Regions from separate parts of the Mus musculus genome. Here region 1 is linked to region 2. The links are chromatin loops, found by intact Hi-C in ENCODE. Cell type or tissue: left cerebral cortex. All regions are shown on one strand. Each heading gives the region's core, and the rest is flanking DNA. Links, peaks and the distances in the headings are about the cores only. Region 1 overlaps Ints7 (integrator complex subunit 7). Region 2 has its middle 19 kb from the start of Nek2.

The links. Peaks named below come from ENCODE experiments on the same cell type or tissue, not always from the same donor. Only the 100,000 strongest peaks of a DNase experiment are listed, where the experiment ranks them.
Region 1: it touches region 2 in a loop (9-fold over the local background); 5 of 42 quality-filtered maps call a loop at or near these places.

What each region holds. Positions count from the first base shown.
Region 1 is chr1:191,606,886-191,615,160 of GRCm38, reverse strand. It overlaps Ints7 (integrator complex subunit 7), which reads right to left. Exons shown (of 20, transcript NM_178632.6): 11 at 7,102-7,341; 12 at 4,660-4,797; 13 at 3,097-3,303; 14 at 1,952-2,146; 15 at 1,419-1,522; 16 at 514-582. Among named protein-coding and RNA genes, the nearest start is that of Ints7, 35 kb to the right of the region's middle. In left cerebral cortex, for the core only: no CTCF peak of the experiment used is centred there; a DNase peak (open chromatin) is centred at 4,614; H3K27ac peaks cover 1,782 bases.
Region 2 is chr1:191,798,604-191,806,878 of GRCm38, reverse strand. No RefSeq gene overlaps it. Among named protein-coding and RNA genes, the nearest start is that of Nek2, 19 kb to the left of the region's middle. In left cerebral cortex, for the core only: no CTCF peak of the experiment used is centred there; a DNase peak (open chromatin) is centred at 3,875; H3K27ac peaks cover 896 bases.

The DNA.
Region 1 (8,275 bases), core at 3,389-5,888, 190 kb after region 2:
AACACACTGGAAGTGTGTGCAGTGCAGGCAATCCACACCAGGCACATACGTGCTAAAAGTCCTTTAAACCTTTCAGTGAGGCACTACGTGTCATCTGCTCATTCTATCTCCGCTGCCTGGGCAGAAGGAGTTGTGCCTGCAGCTTACGTACCCATGCCTTAGTGAGAACAAATATACTCCCTGAGCTAGCAGTGAAAAGACATCTGTGGTCATATCTGCCTGACTCCAGGGCTCTGTAAAACACTTTAAATGTCATTAAGACAAGAAATAAAACTATTACAATGGACACACTATGTGGAAGAAAAATATCTGTTTGGCTGAGACTGACTTTCTACCGTGCAAGGCTGAGCTCTCAAACACTGAACTGGCAAAGTGGTACGGCAAGGCTTGCATGCAATGCAATCTCAGGTCTCCCCAGCAGCTTTCCTTTCCCCTCTTCCTCAAACCCTGGTGCGATCGTTGGTCCCGTAACAATGCACCCGACATTATATAAGGCAGCATCATCCAACTTACCTTGCTGATTCAGGATCCAAAACCAGGGCTTCTATGGCATGAGCTATCAGTAAGCAGCTCTGCTGCTGGCTACAACAGTGTTAAGTCACACACAAGAACAGAAAGACCACTACACACTTTTGTTACAGAGCATTCATTACGTTCCAATCAATCAATCAATCAATCAATCAATCAATCAATCAATAAAAACTCTAAGAACTAACTCATAAGCCTGACAACTTCACAACAGTTTCTTTTTTCCCTTCTTTCCAATGAGATCAGAAATTGCTAATAAGAAAATATGGATGGCTTCGGGAGTTGAGGGAACAGATGTAGCAGTGACCACAACAAAGGACAAAGGAGATGGAACCAGTGTGCTGTGCTGTGGCTGTTTAAGGGAGCCTTGCTGTGTTTCCAGCTGGCTCCCATCTCCTGCCTCATGTGTCAGTCTCCTTGGTACTGGGGATGACAGGTTTGTATCATTGCCCTGGGTAGAACTAGGGGCTGTGGCAGTTCTTCTCTAAGGTAGACAAGACCACCAGGAAGTCATCCCTTTAAAAAAGATTGGCTTAAGTTTAAGAGTAAGCTTAGCCAAGCAGTGGCAGTGCACACCTTTGACCTCAGCACTCAGGAGGCAGAATATAAGCAGATCTCTGAGTTTGAGGCCAGCCTGGTCTACAGAGTGAGTTCCAGGACAGCCAGGGCTGCACAGAGAAAGCCTTAAAAACTTAAAAAAAAACACAACACAACAAAACAAAAAGTTCAAGAGTAAAGTTATTTTACTCCTACTCAATTTCAAAGGAAGAAATTACTAGTTAATTGTAATAAATATTAGGATTATCTATTCCATTTTTAGTTGAGCAAATTTACTGTACATTTCAGAGAATACTTCCCAAGAACAAGGAATCTTAAGAAATATAGGATACAGTTCTACATTCCTCAGAGTGGCCGAATCTGCATCAAAGGATGCCTGATAGAGATCTCTGTACCGGGAAGCAAGGCTTCGGAATTCTTCCATGGACTGCTTCATCTACAAAGAAGGGGAAAAACAAATTAAAGCACAGAAAATTCATCCTTGAAAACAGTTCAAATAAAAATTGAGTTGTCATTTCCATAACTTTATTACACAAAATCGACAAAGACGGCTAATGAAGTTCTAAGTGTTCACAGGGTATATTTACTTATGACATCTAGAGACAAGACACTTGCATTTTCCTTTCTTCGAGCTTCAATAGGATAACTAGTACTTTTGTAGATATTCCCAACTCTTTAACGTAATTCCACTCTTCCTGTACAACACACAGCACTGGGATTGTTTAAAGAACACACCATCCTATCCGGCCAAACATTGAGAGTGAGTACTTGACACATACCATTGACTTTAATTTGTATAACCTTTCATCTTCAAGAATCTCTGAAGTATAAATATCATGTAAAATGGAGAGAAAAGAAGACATGCCTGATTGGAGATCCGGCCGCACCTCTGAAGATCGTTTCCTAAGGTCATGGCGATGGTGGTGGCGATGGCAGGGGGAGGGCTTGTCTTCAGGCTGTTACACGTGCAAATGAGCTGCGAGAAGGCTTGGAGGAGATCGATCCGGAGCTTTACAAACTCACACTGAAAGCTCAAAGGATTCAGCGGTGTGCTGGCGGCCTGGGATAGAGAGAGGGGCTTCATGCAGTGTCAGCGCCTCGTTCCCAATGCTCAGGGAGGAAGTGCACTAGGATGGAACGCACATGCGCAGACTAACGTTTCCTATCTCTTCCTCACAGAGCACAGGAGGATGCTAGCACAACACAGCATTACAAGGTGCCTGGAGATGATCTGAAGCACAAGAGGCGTGTTCATGGAGCGCATGTAAAGGCTGCACCTTTCTTTTTAATGGGGGTCTTGAACATACAAGGATTTGGACATCCGTGCCTACGTGAGTGCGTTGGAATCCACCTTCCCGGAAGCCATGGGAGGACTGCATGCGTCAGTTTATGCACAAGTCATAATAACCCGATAGGTAAATACCTAAGCTACCGTGTGACAGATGTAACAACGTCGAGAAACTCACTACGGGTAGCATCGCCTGACACCTGAACATCTCACTGACATTCAGAGGCTCATTGCTGCCTAAACTTAGCATGTTACTTGCTCAGTCATTCCTAAGACAGCACAGGAGGCTTAGACATTATCACTGCAGAGAGAGGGGTGGGGGAGGGCACCGGAGAACGGATTACCACACACAAATGTTCCAAACATTACAAACACCCTACAAAACCCTCTACTTGGTGAGCAGTCAGACAGAAGAGAGGAGGATGGGGCGTGCTTGGTGATGGGATGGATGGCAGCAGGCTAGAGTCTTACTGATTAAGAACGTGGAGGAAGGAGCCTCTCTCCACAGCACTTACCATTCTGCCTCAAGTCAGCAATTTTCTGTACATGTGGTATAAAAGAAGTTTTCACCAACTAAGAATACTAACAAGAGTTTTATTTCTGTGTATATGTATTTTCTGATATTGCCACCAGGTTTCACAAGTTGTCAAAAGAGGATAGATAAGCCAAGGCAGAGAGACGAGCATCCTACCCCAGTCACCACGACCGGGGAGAGGACTCACCGTTAGGGAGGCGATCCCTTTGTGGTAGAACTTCAAAGACTCAGCAATGCAGGAAAGTGCTGAGCTGAAGCTATCCTCCTGCAGCCCAGTCAGACACTGCTCCGCATGGGAGAACTCCTTCAGACTGTTCAGCCAGAAGTAGAAGTGTTCTGATGCAACCTGCGTCAGCAAACTCTGGTAAAGCTCTCGAGCCATGTCGTGGTTGCCCTAACAAAAAAAGAGGCCAGGGTGAGGCTCTACATTCAGCAAGTAAAAGAGAAACCCAGAATAAGCTCAAAAATCACATCTCATATTACATAACTCCTTAAGACAGTCTACTTCTTCAGAAAAAAAAATGCCGAGCTGCTTTTTATATAACACAATGCCTCAAGTTCTTTACTAAAACTAAAAGCCCCAGTGGGAAAATAACTGGAGTGAATTGTAACTCAAGTCTAGAATTTTAGTGTAAAATACAAAAAGTACCTGTGTGTCATTTTTCAGGAGCTATTTAGGAGGCAGAAGGTGAATGGCACTCAGGACCTTAGAGGCACAGATGCCCAAGATCCCGGCACGCCCTTACAGTCAGCATTGCAGTCTATGCTCCTGCTCTGACCACCAGAGCCGTGCCCCACACTCTGGTCTCTGGACTAATTATGCTTTGTATTTCTTTTTTTTTTTTTTTTTTTTTAAAGATTTATTTATTTTTATTATATAGAAGTACAGTGTAGCTGTCTTCAGACACTCCAGAGGAGGGAGTCAGATCTCATTACGGATGGTTGTGAGCCACCATGTGGTTGCTGGGATTTGAACTCAGAACCTTCGGAAGAGCAGTCAGTGCTCTTAACCACTAAGCCATCTCTCCAGCCCCATGCTTTGTATTTCTTAAAGAAATCCAATGATAAGGTTGGAGAAAGAATGAGAAGAAAATATGTGCTGATAAATAATGACAGAAACAGCAGGTGGGAAGAGGTCCTGATACCACAACCTATAGCAAAGTGTACGTGTTGCTAACAACGTACGGACACAGTGTGCGCCGTCACCTACTTATACACTTACTACAGCTTATGAGGAAAGTTAAGTTAGGACAGTGCCTTTGCCATCCTCAGAGAGCCTAAGTAACAAGCAAGTCTTGAGAATGGCCCCATGGGGCAGGTTTGAATGCTCGGTCCTCAGGGAGTGGAGCTGTCTGAAGAGATTACAGGGATTAGGAGGTGTGGCTTTGCTGCAGTAGATGTGTGCCTGGGCTTGGGATATGAGGTTTCAAAAGTCAAGCTAGGCTCAGCGTCTCTGTCTGACACCTATGGATCAGGATCACACTCGCAGGTACTTCTCCAGCACCTCCTGGTCATAACCACACCTCCCACCATGATCAGACTAACCCTCTGAAACTGTGAGCCAGCCCCAGCTAAATGCTTTTCTCTTACAAGAGCAGCCTTGGCCAAGACGCCTCTTCACAGCAAGAGAACGCTGACTAAGACAACTTCCATATATACTTTGAGTTCTGACTATAAAAATGACCACATCACTTATAGTGCATGTTCTAACATCCCACCAAACACCTCCACTCAATAGGGAAGCCCATACCATTCTGGAAGCCTGCCTGGCAATCCGGTACACGGTCCACCCACTGGAGACGCTTTCAAGCTGCTGCTTGATTACCGCCTTCACTTCTGCAGACAATGCTTTCTGGCTGGCTACGAAAATCACAGTAGCCAAACTTACCTAACAGAAAACAAGTAAAAAAGACACGTAATTTTATTCAAAGACAAAGACAAAAATTAAAGATCAGCAAAACAGAAGAGAATTTAGGGCCACTGAGACGGCTCATCAGGTAAACATGGCTGCTGCCAAGCCTGATGACCTCGGTTCAATACCTCAGCCTTCCACAGTGAAAGGGAAGTTGTCCCCAGACCTCCTCATGCGCTTATGCACATCACACCAAATAGCTAAGTACGATACAAAGGAACAAAGTGGACTTACCTTCTGTTGATATTTCATTTATCATGTTTAAGTCATTAAGCAATGTATTCCTTTTACTCAGAGCACTGCTTATAAAGTAACTAGGAGAAAAAGGCTCACAATTAAGGAAAAATGAATTATGATATAGTCACCCAGTGAAATCCATCAGTGAAATAAACCCAGAGATCAATATAAATTACTAGCAAGGAAGGCAAACGGTGAAAGTTGACTGGCAGCATAACCTCTGCACAAAGCTAAGACATGCAAAGCAATGCATATGCTGAGGTCACCCAAGTGCAAGTGCAGTGCACAGAGGAAAGACAGGAGGAGGAGTTAACATAGGGAGTGTGATGGTTCACCTTCACTTTCAATTTGACTGGATTTAAAATTACCATGTATGCTGGATAGCTGTGTTAGGTTAAAGTCATTTGAGAAGAGGGAACCTCTGTAAGATCAGGTTGTAGACATACCTGTAGGGTAATTTTTTTCTTAATTAGTGATTAATGAGGAAGGGCCCAGCCCATTGTGGTAATGCCATCCCTGGGATGTTGGTCCTGCGTTCTATAAGAAAGCAGGCTGAGCAAGCCATGAGGAACAAGCCAGTAAGCAGCATCCCTCCATGGTCTCTGCACCAGCTCCTGTCTCCAGGTTCCTACCTGGCTTGAGTCCCCACCCTGATTTCCTTCAATGATGAATAGCAATGTGGAAGTGTAAGCCAAACCAACCCTTTCCTCCCCAACTGGCTTTCTGGTCTTGACACTTCATCCCAGTAACTAACACCCTAATTAGGACATCATGGGCTCACACCTCAGGTTTCTCCAGAGTTTCACCAAGGTGGGATGACTTATCCTCAGCAGGGACAGCACATGCCGTGGCTGAAACCCTGGACCGATGACAAAGATTACACACGGGGTGCTCATCATTCTCTGCTTCCTGGCATCATGTGATATGGCCACCCTGTGAGGCTCCGGTGGCCACGCCCTCCCCGCCATGCTGGACAGAGCCCTCTCAGACTGTGAGCTCAATACCACTCCTTCCTGAAGCTGCAGACAGGGTGGAGCAGAGCTGGGGTAGATTTAACTCTATACCTAACACTGTTCTCATCTTTTTTGAGACTGGGTCCAGCTGACCTACAACTCACCATGTTGACCAGGATGCCTTCGCTCTGCATCCCTAGTGCTGGATGAAAGGCATGCATCACAATGCCCGGGCTAGCATTGTTTCCTTCAGCAAAGTCAGATGCAAACATTTTACTGTATTCTTTCTTAGATTAAAAACAAAAAACCCCTCGTGTTTTCTTTTTAAAATTGGCTTTAGTAGTGCTAATAAAAAAGGACAGAGATCACTAGCTCAAATGCCACTTCAATAAAAAACAAACCTGGCTGACATACTATACAGCAAGCCAAAGACTTTGAAATATCCAGCTCTAAACAGAGTGTTTCCATCAAATCCCTCCCTTTATGTCTCAGAGAACCCTCAGAAGAGGAGACAGAAAGAATGTAAGAGCCAGAGGGATGGAGGACAGCAAGGAAAAAAAGGTTGTCTAGACCAATATGATCAAAGCACACATGAATTCAGGGTCCAAGGCAGCTCGCAAGGGTGTGCACGGCTAAGGTTCTGCACTAGATCCTTTGTGTGTATGTTATGGCTTCTAGTTCAGCATTTTTATCAGATTCCTAAGAGGTTTAACTTTTAGAAAAAGCTCCTGGTAGCTGGGAACAAAGACTCACGACTGTAATCCCAGCCAGTGCTTGTGAGTTCAAGACAAGAGTACTGCCCTGAGTTCAAGGCACACCTGCACTACACAGTCACACTCTGTCTCAAAAGAAAACAACAAAAGTTACTGGTACTGCCTTAATTTTAAATATTTTTTGTAGTACTGTGATGAAAGCTAGGGTGTTCTACATGTTGGGCAAACACTGTACATTGCACTATATCCCCAGTCCTGCAGAATTACGTTAACCTGTTTGCTTTTCAAATAAAGTCCAACATTAGTGCTGGCATTCTTAGGTATCTGCCAACAGACTAGTTCCTAGTCATTTACAGCAGGAAAAAGCAGTTCCTTACCAGAAGTTCCTGTTGCTTGTCTGTGGCTGATCGTCCAATCACCTTGTAGAGCTCCACGAGGTCCCCAAGCATTCCATCGCCCAGTACCGGGAGCTGCATGGCAATGGCTGCCAGGCAGTGGCACATGAGGATCCGGGCAGCATCCTGAGAGCTGTGCAGCTGAGTTAGCAGAGTGTCAACCACTGACCTGCTCAGATGGGGCCGGCCCTTGGCCAGCTTCACCATACAGCTGAGAGCACTCTGCAGAGAGAACAGCCTGGTTACCCCTGAGTGGAGGACTGCCGAGCCTGCACTGAGGCTCTCGCTTCAGTCCCCAGTACTGCAAAGGGGCAAGAGGGAGAGTGCACTGCTACACTTTAAAGAGCACCTTGTTTAAGTTATGGGGACTCACGGGCACGTTCTTTGTAGGTTCACCATTTTTCTCCATAAGCAACACAGGATTCTGAATCCCACACCAGTGAAGTGTGCTATGCTTAAAACATGTCCAGAATTTCAATAGGCAGATGAAAATCATGAGGCTAACCCTAAGGAGGCAGAGCTACAGCACTTCCCAGGACCTGCTTCTGCAGAGTGCTCGGAAACCACCCACAGCAGAACTCAGGATGGTGACGGACGCTAGAATGTTTATGAGGCCACTGCTCCGCATAGCACATGCATGTTCGGTTTACTGATGACTTGGTTTCAGACGCCCTCAATGACTTTGTGAGCATCAGTATGGGAAGACGCTTCTAATTTTCTCTTATTTATTGCTCAGCTGAAAGTTAAGAGCTGACAGCTGCAGATTTTCTCTGTTGGGCCTACTTTATGACCTATGTGTTATCCTAGCTAACAAAACTAAAAACATGGATGCCTCTCACTTTCCACCACTGATTTATGTTTCTAAAATTCTCCCTCCCATTCTTCTACAACACCACAAACGTCCCACTAGTTCTAATCTCAGGAAAAGATGGGCCCATCTGTCTTTCCTTCGTACTACAACCACATAAGCTGCCAGTGTGCTGAGAGGCACACGCAATGAACACAAAGTGGACCTTAGCTGGAGCCCACATCAGCTAGGTGGCTTTCAACAAGTTGAAATATATATACACGTCTTCAACAGTTGGGCACACACTACACAAACATAACTACAACAAAGGCAAGACTGTCTCCACTATCCTAAAATTCTAATGTCTCC
Region 2 (8,275 bases), core at 2,552-5,051:
TGGACAACTCATCCACATAAAATAAATCATTTTGTTAAATGAAAAGAAATAAAGATGAAAAAAAATGAAGAAATGATGAAAAAAATGACCTGGTGCTTGAGTGATGGCATTGGGCCCAGACAGACCTGTGCCCCCGAGTGACCTTTTTCTCTTCCTGTGTCTCAGAAAGGAGGTGAAGAGTGTTGTATTCTTACCCATGATGGAAAGTTCCAGAAAGGGAGGCTTGAAATTCTTGCATGGCTTCCTTCCCTGGCAGCTCTTGCTCTTGACAGGGTGCAACATTCAAGGTCTATCCATGCTGTCCTCCTGTGAGCAGTGGGCCCTCACTGATGATACCTGTGGAATCGGAGGTGGGGTGGGGTGGGGACCTCATTTCAGCTCCTAGGCCCTCAGCTTTTCTCTCCAGCCTCAGGGGTCCCAGGGTGTGGAAGCCCACTGCCCCTAGCACCTGACCTTTTCTTCGCCAGCCTGAGGGACCACATCCTTGGGAGGTCTCCCCAGATCCTCCCCTTTCTGCCTTCCAACATGTCTCCCTCCTAGATATAAAAGTCTAACTGACAGAAAAAGATGTATTGGAGCCCCGACCCCAGGACCTCAGCACATGACCATCATGCACTCAGAACAGGATGCCCACAGTCAGTGTATTCAGCCAGATAAGGTCATTGGTGGGCTTTTACCCAATGGCTGTTGCCTTTCAGAAAGGGTCACACACAGGGAGAAGGAACACACAGGAAGACAGACCACAATGCAGCCACAGGCCAGGTATGTTCGTTATTTCTGTGCTGTCAAAAGGTACCCAACAAAAGTGACTTTACCTCTGGCGGGGCTTATCTGGCTCACAGTTGGAGAGTACAGTCCATCATGGTGGGGGGCAGGGCATGACAGCAGGGGTGAGCAGCTGTCCTGTAGCATCTGCAGTCAGGAACCACAGAGAGATGCATGCTGGAGTTCAGCTCATCTCCTCCTTTTGTTCAGCCCAGGACCTCTCCCCATGAAATGCTGCCGTCCACATTTAGGCTGAGTCTTCCCACCTCGATTAACCCCGTCTAGAAACACTCTCGGGCATGCCTGGAAGTTTGTCTTCTGAGTAATTCAAGATTCTGCCAAGCTGGTGGTCAATATTTACCATCACCCCCAGAGATGTCCAGCAGGGCACCACAGTCTCAGGAGAGGTCTAGGATTCTCCCACACTGCCCTCATCGACCCTGCCTGCCCTGAGCCTCTGACTTCTGTCATGTGAGCCACCCACCCACCCACACCTGCTGTTAGAGGAAAGGTAGCAAAGTGGATGAGCCGAGGTTGGGATCCACAGGCCACAGCTTTTACCTGCTCAAGGGAGCTGGGTTTGGGAAGGCAGAGAAGGCAGGTGGGGTTTCTTAGGAACCACCAGCAAGTTACCCCAGCTTCAGTCAACCAACCTCCTTCATCTTATCTCACTCAGTTGTCCTCTATCTCTCCTGGCCCTCCTCCTGGTCCTCCTGGTCTTCCTCTTTTCTTCCTCTTCCTCCCCCTCTTCTTCTATTTTAGTTCTTTAAGACAGGCTCTTTCTGTGTAGTCCTGGCTGTCCTAGAACTCACTCTGTAGACCAGGCTGTCCTGGAACTCAGGGATCCACTTGCCCCAGCCTCCCGAATCCTGGGATGAAAACTACATGTCATCGAGCCCAGCTTCTCATCTCTTCTTTATCTGCTCAGCCCTCTGTCCATTCCTTTCCCTGTCCCCGTCCCAAGTGTCAGCCACCATTCTAGATGTCAGGCACATAGTGGGGGACTGAAATAAGAGAGTCTTGTCTTCAGGGGTGAGAAGAAAGGCCATCCAGTCGCCAAACATAGCTGAAACCAGAGTAAGAACTACGAGGTGATATGAGCTGTCTGTGGGTTTTATTTCCTGCTTAGCCCTGACCCCAGTGTGCTTGAAGGCTGTGCCCCAATGGGGCCAGCTTGGCTCAAGTTAGGTCTAGAGTGACCATACGTGCTGTTAAGTGTGTTGTCCTGGAAGCTGTTTATGGAGTGTGACTGTGGGTGCTGATGTCTGTCCCCTCTGGAGGGCTCCCTGGCTGCAGGGGCTTGATTTCTCGGATTAAGACCGAGAAATGAACACAGCAGAGGAATGTGAGAGACCCAGGCTATCTGCTGGAGGTCTGGAGCCCCCTGTGCTGTAAGGTAGAATCCTCAGGGCCTGAGCCCTGGAGCAGCAGCCATGTGAGGGAGCTGTACTGGCTGGTTTGTGTGTCAACTTGACACAAGCTGGAGTTGTCACAGAGAAAGGATCCTCCTTTGAGGAAATGACTCCATGAGATCCAGCTGTGGGGCATTTTCTCAATTAGTGATCAAGGAGAAAGAGGGCCCATTGTGGCTAGTAGTCTTGGGTTCCATAAGAAAGCAAGCTGAGCATGCCAGGGGAGGCAAGCCAGTAAGGAACATCCCTCCATGGCCTCTGAATCAGCTCCTGTTTCCTGACCTGCTTGAGTTCCAGTCCTGACTTCCTTTGGTGATGAACAGCAATGTGGAAGTGTAAGCTGAATAAACCCTTTCCTCCCTAACTGGCTTCTTGGTCATGATGTTTGTGCAGGAATAGAAACCCTGACTAAGACAGGAGCTTTTAAGAATTTCAGGCTCTGACTATATCCAGACCTACCGACCTCTTCCGCCTGGCCAGTTGCTATACACCTTCTTGGGCATGGGGATGACCCTGCAGACTGGTGACACTATCAGACAAAAGCACAGCTCGGGGAATGTTTGAGAATTAGCCTCTGGCTTACTGACACTTGGTTTTCTTTACTAAAGGGTTAAAGATAGTCCCCATCTCAGGACTGACTTTTAAAACTGTGGAGATGACATTTGGTAATGCATGTCCGGTGCTGGGGCCCTGGAGCGAGAACCGCAAACATTGGCCAATTACAGTTTTATTATTTATTGTAACAGCGACCCTCCCCGTCTACAGCATCGGACACTTCCGAGATCAAATCTTTTGGGTAAATGGTGAGGTTATGATGCTACCTGGCTCTTGGCCTTCTGGGTGTGAGGGTTAATGGGACAAAGGTTGTCAGGAATCTGGATCTCAACTTGGTCTAGGAGCGGCAGCCTGTAAGTCAAGTTGCACAGGCAATCGGTCCCCAGACACCAGGCAGTATATCATTGTCCTGGGTGATCTGAACAAGGAAGGGCGTGAATAGGTAAGGCTAGAGATGAGGTACTCTGAGGGTGACATGATAAGGAGGTGTCTGTGGAAGAGAGGACCCATGTTTTTCCAAAGCAGAGTTTGCCTCACACCCACCAAGACCTTCCTGTGCTGGAAATAGTGTGACTTGTAACCCGAGTGCTTCCTGTTACCTCACGGAATGTGATGTGACCTGAATGAAGCTTCTGCCACTGCTGTGGACAACTGCCCAAGCGGGTCAGACAGGCCAAAGGAGATTTGCAAACCCAATGAGCTCATTTCTAGAACTTTCGTGTTCTGACCAACTCCCCTGCCAGTAACTTTTAAGGGATGATAATGCAGGGACCTTCCCCTGTCATTCAGACTTCTAGGAGGTGGCTGTACGTCATTCTGCAGCCTCCAGTCTTCTACAGCAGGCCCAGGCACAACCTTCACAGAAAGCAGTTTCCTCACCTCCTTCCAAGAATTCCCCGGGGCAAAGATGGCTGAGTCACTGGCCAGGTCAGACTCAAGCTCTTCCAAAGGGAAGAAAACAAGCCAGGGTGGGGACCTTGCATTCTAGGATGAGACCCTGGGAGGAAGGGACCTAGAGGTTTTCCCTAAGTCCTGAGATTATGTGCATCCCCAGTGCACTTGCCTGGCTGGGTTTAGACAGGCTCCCTGTGCAGTGGGCTCCAGGCTGCCAGCATATGGGAGTGCTCATCTGAGATTCCCACTAGGGCTTCCTACGTGACTGAGAAAGCATTCCAGTGAGCTATGTGCCAAGCAGAGGGGAGGGAAAGCTTTCGTTCTTTCGGGAACACACTCATTTAGCTACAAATGCTCCCTGGTTCTCCTGACTCCGTTGTCTGGATTCTTGAAAGCCACCTAAGGTTCTAAGAAGAAGGGAGACTTCTTGATTAATAGTCTGGACTATATCTTGAAGAGATGTGGTGTGAACTGTGATTTGAAGAGGAAATCCACCCCCACCCCCACCCCCAGTTATAGCTCTGACTCATGGGAAGTTGAGGGTGTCAGTGATGTGTCAGCCTCTCCGTGCACTCAGATCTAGAAATACCTGCTACACCTGTTTGGAAGAGGGTCAGATGTCGCTTGGGAACAGGTGTCCCTCCCTGCCCACTTTGCTCCTGAGAGAGCCTCACAGACAGAATTGACCCTGTTGCTCCACCTTATCCAAGCTTCTGACTCCTTGAGCACATCCTAGTCTCTTAGCCCCAGGCTTCTGGACTCCAGCCTCCCCTCCCCCACTGCAGCTTCCTCTACCTTTCTTCCTTCCCACAAGCATCCCCAGCACGAATCCCTCTCTCCTACATAAAGCCTGTCAAACAGCCGCCATGCTGACCCCCTGTGGGATGTCGTGAAGGACTAGTGGTCTCTACAGCTACTTAACTTCTTAGCAGAGCCATTGAACAGTCCCTGGTTAACCTCGGGACCGATTCCAGGATTGCCACACCAAGCCCTGAATTGCTCCCATAAAATAAATTAGCATTGTATTTGCATATTACCTACCTACTTCCTCCTGCATATATTAGCGTTCTCTAGGCAACTTACAATGCCTGTGCAGTGTAAGCCTACATTACCATTCCGAGGGCAATCCTAAGAAAGAGTTCAGGAGTAACCATAGCACATATTGAAAGATCCTGACAGAATGTAAAAGGACACAGAAGCCCTGAAATTGGCAAGATAGATGTCAGTGTTAGCAGAACTAGCTTCACAGATTTAGAAAAATAGAGGTGCACAATGCTCTGGCCACTCCTTGAACCTGTGTGTCTGCCAATGTTTTGACCGTTCCTTGACCCATGTGTGTGCCCACGGATGAAGCCCATTGCCAGGTGTTTGTGATATTGGTTGCTGGGAAAGAGTCAGAAAATCTCCCCGGCCAATCCTGAGTTGCTACACCTGCATCAGACTCTTTCCTTGTACCCCTCCCATACCCATTTCTTGAGAATAGACATTGTTTAGATCTGGAAATCCCCTACTCTCCCCCTCTCCTTCCCCCCCCCCCGAGGGCCTAAAAAACTGGGACCTCTTTCCCCTCGAGGTCGACTCCTCTACCCCTGCGTGGGATATGAGTCGTCCCCCAGAGCTCTGGCTCCCCCCCCCCCAATAAAGCCTCATGTGGTTTGCAACAAGCTCGGTCTCTCGTGAGTTCTTGGGTGTCCGCTATTGTCCTGAGGCCTGAGTGAGGGGCTCCTTTCGGAGTCTGTCAATAGCAATGCATAACACGTAAAAGAGAGTTTCTGTCCAGGGTTGGCTGAACCTTTGGGTTGGGAGGGCCCATTACACCAGAGCAGTGTTCCCACCGCCTGGGCTTCAGTCTGCTCTCACTTATTCTAGGTGTTTGAGGATTTAAAATAAATAAATAAATAAATAAATAAATATTTTAAAATCTCTTTTATGTTTGGTTGGTTCTAGGCGATCTCATAGAAAGTTTTTTTTTTGTTTTTTTGTTTTGTTTTGTTTTGTTTTGTTTTGTTTGGAAAGGGTTACAACTATGTAGCCCAGGCTGGCCTTGAATTCACAATCCTCTTGCCTTCTAAGAGTTAGGATTACAGGTATGTTGCATTTTTGAGGTACAAAGACCATCCACTATGCTGTATGAGTCCCTGTTTCCTGTCTATAGATGTCTTGCCAAAAGGAAATCCTCAGAAATGTTGATATATACTCCAAAAGGCAAAAACCTCAAGGAATTACGTAAAACAAGCCAGTCACAAAAGGGTAAATGAGGGATTTGGCTAAATTGTTAGAGCATTTGTCAAATACACACAGAGACTGGGTTCGGTCCCCAGCACTCCTTACAACAAATGTGGTGGAACTAGCCTCTGATACTAACACTCAAGAGGTATAGGAGCAGGAGTTCCAGGTTCAACAAGCCAGGGTGGGGACCGTGCATTCTAGGATGAGACCCTGGGAGGAAGGGACCTAGAGGTTTTCCCTAAGTCCTAGCTATATAGCAAGTTCAAGGCCAGCTTGGGATATACAAAAAAACCCTGGCTAAGAAAGAAAGCAACGACAGATAAATATAACACTTGGATCATAGGAGGTATGTAGACTTCCCACATTCATGGAAATGTGCCAGAGTGGTGACCTGTAGAGCAGAGAGGTGAGGGATGGAGTCACTGTTGTAGAGTCTCCATATTGGAAGACAAAATAGAATTGCATATGGGATCTACCATAGAGTGTATACCCTCAGCACTGTCCACGATATACTAAGATGTGTTAGGTTAACAAATTGTCTATTATGCTTATTTTTCCAGAAGCAAACATTGTTTTAAGGACTGAGTGTAGCTTCATGGTGGAGCACTTGCCTAGTGTGTGTGAGATGTGAGACCAGAAATCCCACTCTTAAATGAGAAATCATTAAAATCTCCCCACAGGAATACCGTAAAGGTTTGCTGTGTCAGATGATACATGAAAACACAGCATTAATGTGTTGAGATCAGAAAGGGGTGTGACTTGATGGGCTACTGGGACTTGGTTTTATGTGAGTCTCTCAGGTGGTGCTGGTTTTGAAAGCATGAGGGGGTCATGGAGAGCAGCTGAGGCTCGGTACCGTGAGAAGACAGGAGAGGCTATTGGTGAATATGGAGTCTCAGTGGAAGCAGAAGACCCAGGATTAAAAAGGTCACGGAGAGAATTTGAGTCTTTGGCACCATGTGGGAGTGTTAGAGTCCCTGAAAAAAGCCCATGGTTGTTAAAGATGCAACGCAATCAGAACAGACCCCAGCATTTTGGAAATACCATGGGACAGTTGCTAAGGACAGCAGTAGCTGTGGAGTAACTGAGCCTAGGACTCTGCTGTGTGTGCTGTGGCAAGCTTTTGGGAGCCTAGAAGATTGTGAGTCAGACATTTAGCTTCACACTGCTAGATTTTGGGTTTGCTTTGCTTTGAAAGTAACTGGGTCCTGATTTTTCTCTTCTGCTGTAGGAAATATGTAACTTATTATATTTTTTAATTTTATTTTAAAGAGCCTACAATTAAGAGATTTGAAATTTTAGAGAGACTTTAGATGTTTTAAAGATACTGTACTTTTTTTTTAATTTGAGGGGTATTTATTTATTATTTGTGAATCACACATCCATTATTCGATTGTGTTCAGCTCCCACTCTTCCCATGTCTACCCCCTCCCCCATAGCATCCTTCCCTCCAAAAAGGAAAAAGAAAGTCCATTCTTGTGGGGAGTGGGTGTGGCGGCAGTCCCAAAGGCGCCAGGGACTGCAGCTAAGTCATATGACTTGCACCTGACTTCCTCATATAAGACACAAACATCTTGAGTGCTGCGCAGGTGTACCAGGATACAGGTGAATCCAATTTGGTGGAGATTTGCCCCTGCTGCCCTGATTAGCTGAAGCCTCGTGACTGGCGAGGGGGCGTGGCCTGCGGTGCCTGGATGAGAGAGAGTATAAAAGGAGTGAGAGGCCCAGGGTTCGGGGGAGATATAAACAAGAAGAATCAGGACTGAATAAACTGTTGTTAGAAGGACTGGTGGTCGCGTCGTTCTTGCTGGTCGAGAGCGGGCGCGACACATTCTATGCTGTCTATATACTCACTGGAGCCTGGTCAAATTCCTAGTGGCCAGTCCCCTCAAGGAAGCTGAGTCTCTCTCTGCCTGCACTCATGCTGTCAGAAGCCGTCAGCTGAGGAGGGATGGGGCCAGCTCTACCACACAGACATTAACATGGCTTCAGGTGGCAGTCCAGACCACAGACATCCATGTTGATTTTGGTGGTTGTAACATGGGCCGCAGACATTAACATGGTCCCTGGCTGGAGGTTTTAAAGACTATGGGACTTGAAAGAGTTAGAATGTTTTATATGGTGATATCAATATTAATATGTGATGTTGGGGACGAATAAGAAGGAATGGTTATTCAAGTGGAAACGTAAGGGTTCTTTGGAAAGTCAGTTGCGTCAGATGGCGTTTTACTGGGGCAGACACATGAAGGAGTGTTTTCCTGAAGCTGACACAGGTGAGAGGATGTTCTGCTAAAGCAAGCATGTGAAAGGATATGTGATGAAGGATTCTTTGCTAACAATACACATGTATTGGTCTGCCTTACAGTGCTTAGTTGAATTTGATTTGTCAGAACTCCATAGAGAGAATCATACCAAAAAAA